2 separate regions of the Homo sapiens genome follow, and region 1 is linked to region 2. Evidence: chromatin loops called from intact Hi-C (ENCODE). Cell type or tissue: B cell. All regions are shown on one strand. Links, peaks and the distances in the headings refer to the core of each region. The heading gives the core; the rest is flanking DNA.

Region 1 (5,000 bases), core at 1-5,000, 57 kb after region 2:
CATTTAAGAGTTTCAAGTGCTCGGTTTCATCAGGAATGACTTGATTCCCTGGCAAGAGCTTTCACATTAACAGTGATATTGGTAATGCTTACTAGATCAGACCATGTGCTAAGTACAGGTTGAGTATCCCATATCTGAAATGTTTGGGACCAGAAATGTTTCAGATTTTGGAATATTTACATTACATATACGTTCTGATTCTGCATCCCAAATCCAAAGAATTCGAAATCTGAAATACTTCAACGAGCATTTCCTTTGAGTATCATGTCAGTGTTCAAAAGGTTTCGGAGTTTGGAGTATTTTGGATTTTAGGTTTTTTGATTAGAGACATTCAACCTGTAGTTATTGAGCATTATTTCATTTAGTCCTTACAATGTGTAGGGGAGATAGTATAATATCTACTTTCAAGATGAGAAATCTGAAGCTCAGAGAGGTTAGTTAACCCACTCAAGTTTACACAGCTAGGAGGCAACAATGTTGGGGATAACCAAGATTCTCTCCTTAACCAAACTTTAATCAGGCTCCTCTGAGTCATCTTTTTGATGAGGCCTCACCCTGAAGGCTTTGTCCTTGGCCTATTTAGTCCAGTTTTAGTAAGAATCCTGTTGGGTCAGTTTAGCAAATATCCCCCACCCTTGATATCTGATGAAATTCCTCATCCCCATCTCTGGATATTTTTTCACCCTGGCCTTCCTTCAGCAAGAAGCTTGTCAAGTAGGTTTAGCCAGAATCTGCCTTACCCCTTGTTTACCCTTATAAAATGTTTACTGTTAGTAATTTTCCATCCACTGACCCTACCCTGCCCCTTGGCTATAAATCTCTACTTTTCATTGTTGTATTCAGAGTTGAGGCCAATCTCTCCCCCCTGGCAAAATTCCATTGTAGTAGTCTCCCTTGAATAGTCTGGCTTACTGTCTTTAACAAATGTCATGAATATATATATATATATATATATTTTTTTGAGATGGAGTCTCGCTCTGTCGCCCAGGCTGGAGTGCAGTGGCGCAATCTCGGCTCACTGCAACCTCCACCTCCCAGGTTCCCGCCATTCTCCTGCCTCAGCCTGCCGAGTAGCTGGGACTACAGGCGACCGCCACCACGCCCGGCTAATTTTTTGTATTTTTAGTAGAGATGGGGTTTCACCGTGTTAGCCAGGATGGTCTCGATCTCCTGACCTCATGATCTGCCCGCCTCGACCTCCCAAAGTGCTGGGATTACAGGTGTGAGCCACTGCGCCTGGCCAATATTTTTTTTTTAATAGGGATTGAAACCTGGGTCTGTCTGACTTTGTGGACACTGTCACACTCACCAGTATTTTTGAAAAAAGAGTTCTAAAAATTTTGGACTTGAATCTCCAGTAAACTACAGATATCCTTTAAAACAAACACATTTCATACATGAAGGTGCACAGCATAATTGGTTAAAAGAAGTTACTGTGGTATCAGACTACCTAGCTCCAAGTCCCAGCTCTGCAACTCACAAGCTGGGCAAATCACTTACTTGGCAGTGCCTCTGTTCCTTCGTCTGTAAAATGGGGAAAATATCAGTATGTACCTCATAAAGTTGTCATGAAAATTAAATGAGTTCATACATGTGAGCACTTTGAACAATGTCTAAGTACCAGCAAGCACTGTTACGTATACACTATTATTGTTATGCACGCAATATATCATATTCATTGTAAAGAAAACCCTATCCCCACTTAAAAAAATCAAAAAGATGAGATAAAAAGTAGATTAAACAGAAATGCATTATATTCTGCCTGTCTTCCTGGACTGGCTTGCACAGCTCCTGGCTTCCTTATTTTCTCCTTTGGCCACTGTGGGGATTGACTGTACCCACTTTGAATATTCCAATGGGCCATGTAGACCCATAGTGTGAGCCCATTAAGATCATAGACTGGGGATATTGTTCAGGAACCAAGAGGCTCAAAGAAACAAGTTTGCACTGAGAATGAGTCTGAGTACCCAAAGATCAGGCCGGAGTCCTGCCAGGAGAGGGGCAAGGCTGGCACTTCATTTCAGCTAAGCACAAAGTTTACATCGCATTGAGGACTTTCCCTGACCCATCTCTTTTCAAGTAGCTCCCTCATTCCCAGTCAGTCTATTCCATCACTTAGTTGTATTTTCTTCTTCACTGCTTCTCTGAAATTGTCCAATTTCTTTGTTTGTGTGTTTATTTTCTGTCTCCTTCATCAAGATATAGGATGCCATCTATTTCTTTCATAGTAGTATTTCCGGTGGTTAAACCAGTTCCTGGTACAGGGTTGGTGCTCCATAGATATTTATAGGATTAATGAGAAATTTAACCTTCTCTTATCGCCCCAGGGACTGCAAGAAGCTAATAAATAGAAGTTAAGGAACTTGAGAGCTTACCTAGGTAGCTCCTCCCCTATTGCCCGCCCCCTTCCTCATACTCCCAATTGATAAATGAGAAAATTGAAATTTGGAGGTTAGGAGACCATCCAAGAACATACACAGAGCAGGACCGAGGGCTCCTGACTCTTTATTTGACATCCAGGGGCTACATTGTGATGCCTTTTCTTTGCGGGAGGGAATAGGAGAATGCAGAAATTTTCTTTGTGTCTAAAATAGATTAGAAGGTGTAAAATCCAGGCCCTATCTTCTATCCACTGTGAGTCAGAACAAACTGTGTCTGCCTTCCATGGTTTTGAAATAATTTTGATCTAGGAAAGAAGGAAAAAGGAAAAAAGGAAGGGAGGGAGGAAAAGCAGAAAAAGGAACAAGGAAGACGAGAAGGGAAATGTTAATGAGGATATTTCTTTCCTTTTTGGTGTTGGGAATTCTCTGGAGGGTTTCCAGCCCTGGGCTAAAGGATACCTTCTTCTCTCATTCTTCTGGGCCACAGTTGCATTCGGCCTGAGGTTTCTATGGGAGACTAGATTTCAGGTCTATTTAAAGAGACAAGATGATTTGCCTACTACACCTTTTTGTTGAAATTTCTCAATCTTTTCCCATACTCTACTTCTTCTGAATTACATTTTGCCTCCTCTTGCTTTATTTGTATTCCAGCTAAGCCTCACTTCCTCAATGTCCTTCCACATTCTCAACAAAGTTGTATCAGATATTTATTGAGCTGGAACTTATTATATACAGTTACTTTCACTTCCCCTTTCTATGGATACTGCAGACATCTGTTTGAGTAGCTTTATTAGCCCTATTTTTTTACTTATGGAGACAAGGACCCAGAAAAGTTAAGTGATAACTTACCCTGGTATATAAGTCACAGTACTAGAATTTGAAGCCAAATCATGCAATTCCAAAGCCCATGCACTTTCTGTTATATCAGAGCCACTTCCTCTTAACACCATGTTAACCATTTAATAGCAGATTTGGCTGCAAATGACAGAACATCCCATTAATAGCACCTTAAACAAATGGGAAGCTTATTTTTCTCACATAATGAAACATGTAGATGAGCATCATCAGGCCTAGTGTAGTGGCCCAGGGATGTCAGGGGAGACTCAGCTTTGCTCTGTTCCACTGTGCCCTCCTTAGCATGTTACTTTCACCCTCAGACATGTTGCCACTGGTTGTAAGATGGCGACTCCACCTGCAGCCTCATGGCCACATTCCCAAAAGAAGAAAAACAGGGAAGGAGCAAAAGGCCAAAAGAACATGCCAGTTGGATTTGTCCTTTTTAAAGGTCTTTTTTAGGAGTCTCACAGATACTTCTGCTTTTATTTCTTTGCCCAAATGGTGTTGTGGGGGAGCCCCTTGCTGTATGGATAAAGAAGAGATGAGTTGGAGATTGGGTCAGCCAACCAACAACACCTGCTTCATCTTACTTGGCTGAAATTCTTTACCTCTTTACTTTCACATGGCTGCCTAATTGTTTTCTGAGACTCTTCAGAAGCATCCAGCAGTTCTGTAAGTGTAGAAACTGGTTTTACCATCTCTTGCACCCTGCCTGAGGCTAAGCTGGCCTCAAGGAATGACCAGTAAAGATTGACTGGAAAGAACTTCCCAAGAAGGCCATGGGAGAGGAAGAGCTTAGGAGATGGGTGACAGATGGGAGAAAACTCAGCCAGGATCATAGGACACATTCCTGGGGTCCTGCAGGTCCTGGAGTCATGCAGCTGAAGGCTGCTGCATGGTTAGGCCCCTGGGACATGCAGGGTTCATAAGAAGGTAGGAGGGATATAAGCCATCTCAGTCTGCCCAACTAAGCAGAGGGGAGGAAAAGCATGAGGTGAGCCTGTATCTGTTTTTGCCATCTCACTCCACTTTATCTATAGAGAGGAAATGCTTGCACAAATCATAATGACATTCTCTTTTAAGCCTGATTTCCTTTCATTCATTTTAACTCTCTTGATGCTGAAGCCAAGCTCTCTGATGGCTACATATGGGGGAACCATTATTATGGGTGGCAAGTGGGGGGATCTGTGAGCTGATGGAAAGTCTCCTGCTCTAGAAATAGCTCTTCCTGGGACCCTAGCAGTGTTGGACAGGCCACCATTTGAACTTAAATCTTTTTGGTCAAAACATTATCTGGTATCTTTTTCTTTATTGCTGCCTCTTCCACACTTTTTTTTTCTCTAGAGGCAGGATCTTGCTATGTTGCCCAGGCTGGAGTGCAGTGGCTATTCACAGGCATGTACTACAGTCTTAAACTCCTGGCCACAAGCCTTAGCCTCCTCTGTAGCTGGAACTACAGGTATGCGCAACCACGCCTGGCTCTCCCACTTTTTATTTTATTTTATTTTTTATTTTTATTTTTTACTTTTATTTTTTATAAACTATAGACATTTAAAGAAGAAAAAGTCTGGGTGCAGTGGCTCACGCCTGTAATCCCAACACTTTGGGATGCTGAGGCAGGTGAATCACTTGAGCTCAGAAATTTGAGACCAGACTGGGCAACATGGTGAAACCCCCGCTCTAAAAAAAAAATACAAAAAATTAGCCAGGCGTGGTGGTATGCACCTGTAGTTCTCAGCTGGAGGCTGAGGTGGGAAGATCCCTTGAGCCTGGGAAGTTGAG
Region 2 (7,931 bases), core at 1,748-6,747:
CTTTTTTTGTCAAGAAGATAATATACCAAAATAATAAATTGCTCTAAATTGCTCAGTGATTTCAGTTAATGTGAATCCATGTTTAGCAGGTTGGCATATAACAGTGGTTATCAAAGCGTGGTCCACAAATCTCTGGTGGTAGGGGCAGGTAAGGGGTGTGTCTCTGACACCTTTGGATGATCTGAGAGGGCAAAACTATTTTTATAAAAGCACTAAAAAGATTGGGAGGCCGAGGCGGGTGGATCACGAGGTCAGGAGATCGAGACCATCCTGGCTAACACGCTGAAACCCCGTCTCTACTAAAAAATACAAAAAATTATCCGGGCATGGTGGCAGGCACCTGTAGTCCCAGCTACTCAGGAGTCTGAGGCAGGAGAGTGGTGTGAACCCGGGAGGCGGAGCTTGCGGTGAGTGGAGATCGCGGCACTGCACCCCAACCTGGGCGACAGAGCGAGACTCCGTATCAAAAAAAAAAAAAAAGTCACTTGCATTCTTCATTATGTTGACATTTGCACTGATGATAAAAAGGCTATATTGGATAAAACTTTTGGTGCCTTAGCAGAAACGCCAAGGCTATATTAGTAGTCATATTCTTCACTGAAGTGCACTCAAAGGGAAAGAAAAAGACAGTTTTATTTAATATCCTTGATGGAACAGTTAAAAATCATTAATTTTATTGAACAGTAACCCTTGATTACATGTTTTTAATATTCTGTGTGGTGAAAGAGGAAGTATGCATAAGTATTTCTTCTGCATACCAAAGAACAATTGTTTCAAGGAGAAGCACTTGTGTGGTTGCCTGAGTTGTGAGCGCAACTAACCTCCTTTAAAAAAAAAAATAGAAACTTACTTTTACTTGAAGGTGCAACTGACAGACAACTTATGGCTATTTATACTTGGATATTTGGCAGACATTTTTTAAAAAATGAATGAAGTCAGCCTGTCATAAGACATAAAATTGACAGTATTTGTTGCCAATGCTAAAATGTATTCTTTCAAGTGAAAATTAGAACTTTAGAAAACTTGTATCTGTCACCATGAATGTGACAGCTTCCTAATACTTAAAAACTCTTCTGATAAATTGATAGTGATATTAGAAAATATGATTTTTTACGTCGCATAATAAAATGTATCAACATTTGGAAAATCTCTATAACTCAGTCAGCCAATATTTTCCAAATGGCCAGTGCATGATCATGCCTGAATAAAAGTGCAAGATAAACCAATGGATACTACTGTAACAGAGTACAAAATGTTAGTTGATATGATCTCAGATTCTGTATTACAACTATTATTTGTCAGACTTTGGTATAGTAACAAAAAAGAATATCTATGATTATATGAAAAGGCTACTAAAATACTCCTCCCTTTCCCAAATGCATATCTGTGTAAAACCAGTTTTCTAAATATATTCAGCCAAAATAACATATCACAACAGAGTAAATGCAAAAGCAGATATGAGAGTACAGCTATTTCTTATCAAGCCACTCATTAAAGAAACTTGCAAAACTGTAAAACAGTGCTACTTTTCTCACTAATTTCTTTTTATTTTGGAAAATATTTATGTTTATTATATATATATATATATATATATATATATATATATATATATTTTATTTTTATTTTTTTCCTGAAACGGAGTCTTGCTCTGTTGCCCATTCTAGAGTGCAGTGGCAAGATCTAGGCTCACTGCAACCTCCGCCTCCTAGGTTCAAGTGATTCTCTTGCCTCAGCCTCCCAAGCAGCTGAGATTACAGGCATGCACCACCACACCCTGCTAATTTTTGTATTTTTAGTAGAGACAGGGTTTCACCATGTTGGCCATGTTGGTCTCGAACTCCTAACCTTAGGTGATCCACCCACCTCGGCCTCCCAAAGTGCTGGGATTATAGGCATAAGCCATCACACCCAGCCAAATATATTTATTTTAAATAAAATTTATATCAAGCCAGGCGCAGTGGCTCACGCCTGTAATCCCAGCATTTGGGAGGCCGAGGTGGGCGGATCATGAGGTCAGGAGGTCAAGACCATCCTGGCTAACATGGTGAAACTCCGTCTCTACTAAAAATACAAAAAATTAGCCAGACATGGTGGCGCGTGCCTGTAGTCCCAGCTACTCAGGAGGCTGAGGCAGGAGAATCGCTTGAACCCTGGTGTTGCAATGAGCTGAGATCGCGCCACTGCACTCCAGACTGGGTGACAGAGCGAGACCCCATCTCAAAAAATAAAAAATTATCTCAGTATTAACATCATGGGTTTATTATTTTTAATGGATTAAAATTAAATGGTTTTAAATTTCTCAGTTTTAATTTCTAATATGGTAAATGTTGGTAACTATAACCCCATGCTTTTCAGGGTCCTCAGTAATTTTTAAGACTATAAAGGGATTCCGAGAAAAACAAGTGTGAGAACTGTTGGTAGATTCTCAGCTCACACTGATTCCTTTTCTCTGATAACTGCTCTTTCTCCCTCTATCCATGAAGGATATTGGAGGATAGCCTAGGTTATTGTTTTACCTAGGCTATCATCCTTCCTCTCCTCCCTGGATCAGTGTATTGAGGGATAGAAGGGTTAATGGGTAGCGGTATGGGGTGTGGATTTTGACCCCAGCAGGGCCTATCTTACTCTCCCCTTACAATTCAAGTAGGGTCAAAAGCGTGTTAATGTCTATCTAAAGCCTGACCCCATAGTGTATGATGTAAATTACATAAAGGGTCCAACTTCCCACGTAGTGGAGAGAACAAGAGGGGAAGTTGGTTTGAAGACTGTGAAGAGAATAAAGCAGATACACGAAGAGGGGAAAAGATGAGAGACAGACAGAAAAGCACAAATTTCTAGGGTTTCCCAGATCTCCATTCTTTGGTTCTAGTTTATGCCTGAAGATGGGCTTGAGTTCTATAAAAGAGCCCAGTGTCACGTTACTAAATATTATCTTTTCCTTTAGCCAGTTTGAGTGGGTTTCTTTTACTTGCAACCACATTGAATCACTTATAGTTAGGTACCACCTGCCTGCCTGCTGCCGTTGCTCACACCCGTAATCGCAGACCTTTGGGAGACCATGCCAGGAGGATCGCTTAAGTCTAGGAGTTTAAGACCGGACTTGGCCACATAGCAGAAAAAAAAAAAATAGCCTGGCTTGGTGGCACTCATCTCTAATCTCAGCTACTTGGGAAGCTGAGGTAGGAGGATCCTTTGATCCCGGGCAGTCGCGGCTGCAGTGAGCTATCATGCCACTGCGCTTCAGCCTGGGCAACAGAGCATGACCCTATCTCTAAAAAACATAAAAATAAACTAAAATATGGTAAGGTAGGACATATGTGATCTGTTCTCAACCTTTGTAAGGTTTATGATGTGCCATACATTTTAGGGTCTTATCAGCTAGAAATACAAGACCAAGGTTTTCTGGAAATGCAAAGATACTATTTTTATATTGAAGTTAAAAAAGAATTACCATAGGCTACACATGGATTAATTACTATCTTCAAAGAATTAGAACTCTATCAAACATTCTTACCAGAAAATTATGCTGAACAAAATTTAATCTTTCTGTGACTGTTCAAAGGAATTTAGAATCTTGTAATGCTCCAGGGACATTACCATTTTATAAATTGTACAAAAAATTCTCATTATTTCAGCTTTCTGGTAGTTTGGATTCAGAATAAATGAGAATTTACTGTAATACTTTGAATTATTAAGTTCTGGGGAGTTCAAAGTACTACTTCAAATATACATGCATTATATCACTTATCTTTTTTAACAGAATAATGAAATTTACAAATGGAAACAGTAGTGGGTGGATTCAGGATACAAAGTCATGTTTCTCGATGTTCTAATGAATAATTCTTACATTTGGCTATTTTGAACTGATCTCTCTTTTCCATTTCAAAATATAGTCTCTTTTAAGCTAAAGACCAAATAGGGCTAAGGCCAGCAACAAAGAATTCAAGCTATAATTGTATTGTATTATTATTTATGTATTGATTTGATTATAGGTTTCAGCTCATACATTTTCAGGTGAACCTAGATCCTCAATTTATTTTCACGAAAGAGAAAAACTCAAACATAATGGTAAAAAAAAATCAGATGCATTTACATATGCTTCTGGCTTTCATCAAGCAAAAAATATAGTTTAAAATGTATAGAAAAAAAGAAACTTTTAAATTAAAATCCTTTTTGCTCTAGCAATCAGCCTCGACATCAGTATAGTATATTTTGACTTCCTAATTATGGATTATCTACGACCAAATATAATATGTTTAATGTATAAATGACACTCTTGCCACACAAACTTCCTTGTATCTCTCTCCCTTAAAATGTAATTAGTTTCTTTTTGCTACTAAAAAATTTAATGCTTTCAGAAGCCAAAGCTTATTTCTGTATCTCCTGCTGTTTTGGAGTGTCTGTACCTTTCCTCCTGCCAGTTAGCATGGATAATCAAAAGTGAACTGTAAGGAGAAATCTTCCATTTAGGAAACATCAATTTGTACTAAGTCTAATCTAAAAGACTAATATGGAGCATGTGGTACATTCAATAGGAAAATGGCATTTAAATATTAATACTAGATAAATACACTCTTGCTGCTCTCTTTGATAATTTATAAGTCATACTCTTCCAGAAGGAAGTAAATCAGTTTTTTTTCTTTTATGCTGCTGCTCAGTAACATTATAAGGCAATATGTAAATCAAGGAACCATTTTCTTAGTCAGAACTGACAAGGGGAAGTGAAAATGTTGGGTCCAATTTCAACCTCATTTCCTTACAGCCTAGATTTGTGTTACATGCTTGATCCTGACTGGTGCTTTCCAAATTAAATGTATATTTCTCAAACCAATATCTTAAGTGGTAATGTTCCAACAGTCCAAATGTCGATTACCAAAACAAACATTTGTTTCTCTAGCAAGTGTTTTCACACAAAAGCATTTGATTCTCGTACTGCAGCAAACAAACATTTGCTTTAGGCGGTTAAGGCAGCCAAAAGTTCTTGCAGAAACATTTCACAGGCTGGCTGGCATCCCTCTTTGGAGCAGGGCTTGCTGATGTCCGAGATTGCATGTGAAGCCAGCTGCTGACCAAGAGAATCCTTTGCAAGACATTGAGACCATTAAAATGATTTAGCATTTTTCAAAACACATCTTTTGGGAAAATGTGCTTCTGGTTATGATGTTTCCATTAGAAAATGTCTTCATGTCTTCACAATGCTTCATTTGCTAATATAAATTCAGCCTTTGATATAATCACATAACCAAAGTCTTATGAAAGTTCACAAAGGCACATAAAAACATTCACACAACCCAGGAATCATGATTTATGCAAGAGCCCATGAGAGTTCATTACATAAATAGTCCTATTACTACATTAAAGTCTATTTTCTCTCTTGAACAAGATGTAGATTATCTGTGTAAATATATTTTCTTAAGTGCACATCTACTTTACTGTCAAGATACAGCTTCCACATAAAAACCCTCTTGTTTTTCATATTATTTAAATGCTTTTGGAATGAATCAATATTTCTGAGGAAGTAATTTACTTAAATACATGTTCTTTAAAGCATGGGGAAATTGATTCTTAACTTCTTTCCAAAGACAGGGTTTCCTAGCAACTGGGTCAAGATTGATTCTTTGGCTAGTTCTAAACTGAGAATAGTCACTAGCCCACTTAAAGGCAAAGAAGAGTTCTTCTTAGTTAAATGAATGAATGAATGAATGAATGAATGAGTGAAAACACACACACACGTGCACCACACACACAAAATGTCATTTAAAGCGTATTTGATAGAATGCGTGACAATTTGGACCTCTAGCTGATCAACTTCCAATAAGAGTTTGCTGAATACTTTCCATGAGTTTGATTCTATTTTGGCATTGATGGGACTGGGGAACCATGATACAGAGAGCAGGTAAACGGCTGTAATCATCCTAGTAACAATGCATTTAGCAGGTATTATGGGCTAGTGCCTACAGGTGAAATAACTAACCATCAGTAGAAAAAGGCATATCAGGCCCGGCATGGTTGCTCACGCCTGTAATCCCAGCACTTTGGGAGGCCAAGGCGGGCGGATCACGAGGTCAGGAGATCGAGACCATCCTGGCTAATATGGTGAAACCCCCGTCTTTACTAAAAATACAAAAAATTAGCCGGGCGTGGTGGCGGGCGCCTGTAGTCCCAGCTACTCCGGAGGCTGAGACAGGAGAATGGCGTGAACCTGGGAGGCGGAGCTTGCAGTGAGCGGAGGTCGCGCCACTGCACTCCAGCCTGGGCAACAGAGCGAGACTCCGTCTCAAAAAAAAAAAAAAAAAAAAGGAAAGAAAAAGGCAGATCGAGGGACAACCAAGGTCTGTGTGATGTTAAAGCTCTGGAAACTATACTGTCTTTACATGGAAAGCCCAAAGTATTTCTTGTCTTCAAGAAACTTTCAACCTAATTGTAAAGAAAACATACCCCAAAGAATTAGGGAGCAACCTGAGAGAGTAAATGTGTAAGTGTTAGTAATATTAAAGTAACAAAATATTGCGTTTATTGAGTCCTTACTTAATATCAGGGACTGTGCTAAGGACCTGGCATCCTGGTGGAGATGGAGCTTGGGCTGGGCCTTGAAGCAGGTAGGGAGACGTGAAAAGCAAGGAGGGAAGGTCCTTCGAGAAGATGAAACAGCATGAGCAAAGGCCTGGGGGTGGGAGGTGTGCTGTTTGGGACCTGACAGGCTTGGGGTGACAGGTTGGTGTGGGGAAGTTGCACTGAACGAGTAGGTGGGCCTGTGTTATGGTGGAGTCTGAATACCAGACTGACATGCAGAATTGACCCAGCGGGGAAATGTGTACTCGTTCTAGGTTCTTGAATATTGGGGACATGATAACTCCCCCTGTAATTTCTAGAACAAATGGAATATGCATTTGCTGTTAGAATAGCTACTGCCAGAGTTCTCTCCCAAAAAGCTTAACGTTTACACTACCATCCATATGCCAATAATATCTTGAGTTTTCTCACTTGACATTTTTTCAAACATTTTAATATTTGCTAATTTCTTCTTTAAATGTGATATTCCCTATTTTTTGAAGTGTTATAGATACATAGTTGTACATATTTGTGGGGTACATGTCATGTTTTGATACAGGCATACAATGCGTAATGATCAAAAAATCAGGGTAATTAGGGTATCCATCACCTTAGGCATGTATCATTTCTTTGTGTTAGGAACATTCCAATTCCACTGTTTTACTCATTTTAAAATATACAATAAATTATTCTTAACTATAGTCACCCTATGGTGCTATTGAATACTATATCTTATTCATTCTATCTAACTGTATTTTTCTTTTTTTTGAGATGGAGTCTCGCGCTGTTGCCCAGGCTGGGTTAATACCATTAACCATCCCCTCTTTATCCCTACCGAGTCCCACCCTTCCTAGTCTCTGGCAACCATGTTTCTACTCCTATCTCTATGAGTTTAATTTTTTTAGCCGTTGTTTTTTAATTTGTACACCTTTGGCTTTGAGTGTGATTGTGCAGTGATTTATTTGTTCATTTCCATTTGCATTTATTTTTCTGTGAATTGCATATTTGTATCTCTTTTCTTATTCTAATTGGTAGTTTGGCATTTTTGTTAATTTACAGAAATTTCAAAAATATATTATGAGGGCTAGGCATGGTGGCTCACGCCTGTAATCCCAGCCCTTTGGGAGGCCAAGGTGGGCGGATCATTTGAGGTCAGGAGTTCGAGACCAGCCTGACAAACACAGTGAAACCCCGTCTCTATTAAAAATACAAAAATTAGCTGGGTTTGGTGGTACAAGCCTGTAATCCCAGCTACTTGGGAGGCTGCGGTAGGAGAATAGCTTGAACCCGGGAGGTGGAGGTTGCAATGAGCCGAGATCATGCCACTGCACTCAAGCATGGGCGAAAAAGCGAGACCCTTTCTCAAAACTAAATAAATG

The links. Hi-C counts contacts between places; a loop is a spot of excess contacts. Peaks named below come from ENCODE experiments on the same cell type or tissue, not always from the same donor. Only the 100,000 strongest peaks of a DNase experiment are listed, where the experiment ranks them.
Region 1: a loop joins it to region 2, with 2.8 times the contacts of the local background. A loop is called at or near these places in 5 of 110 quality-filtered maps.

Annotation. Positions count from the first base shown.
Region 1 is chr10:62,108,186-62,113,185 of GRCh38, reverse strand. No RefSeq gene overlaps it. Among named protein-coding and RNA genes, the nearest start is that of LINC02621, 150 kb to the left of the region's middle. RefSeq lists enhancers at 3,285-3,354, 3,385-3,434. In B cell, for the core only: no CTCF peak of the experiment used is centred there; DNase peaks (open chromatin) are centred at 3,105, 3,755 and 4,918; H3K4me3 peaks cover 819 bases; H3K27ac peaks cover 2,611 bases.
Region 2 is chr10:62,163,788-62,171,718 of GRCh38, reverse strand. No RefSeq gene overlaps it. Among named protein-coding and RNA genes, the nearest start is that of LINC02621, 91 kb to the left of the region's middle. RefSeq lists an enhancer at 4,883-5,012. In B cell, for the core only: no CTCF peak of the experiment used is centred there; a DNase peak (open chromatin) is centred at 4,738; H3K4me3 peaks cover 871 bases; H3K27ac peaks cover 435 bases.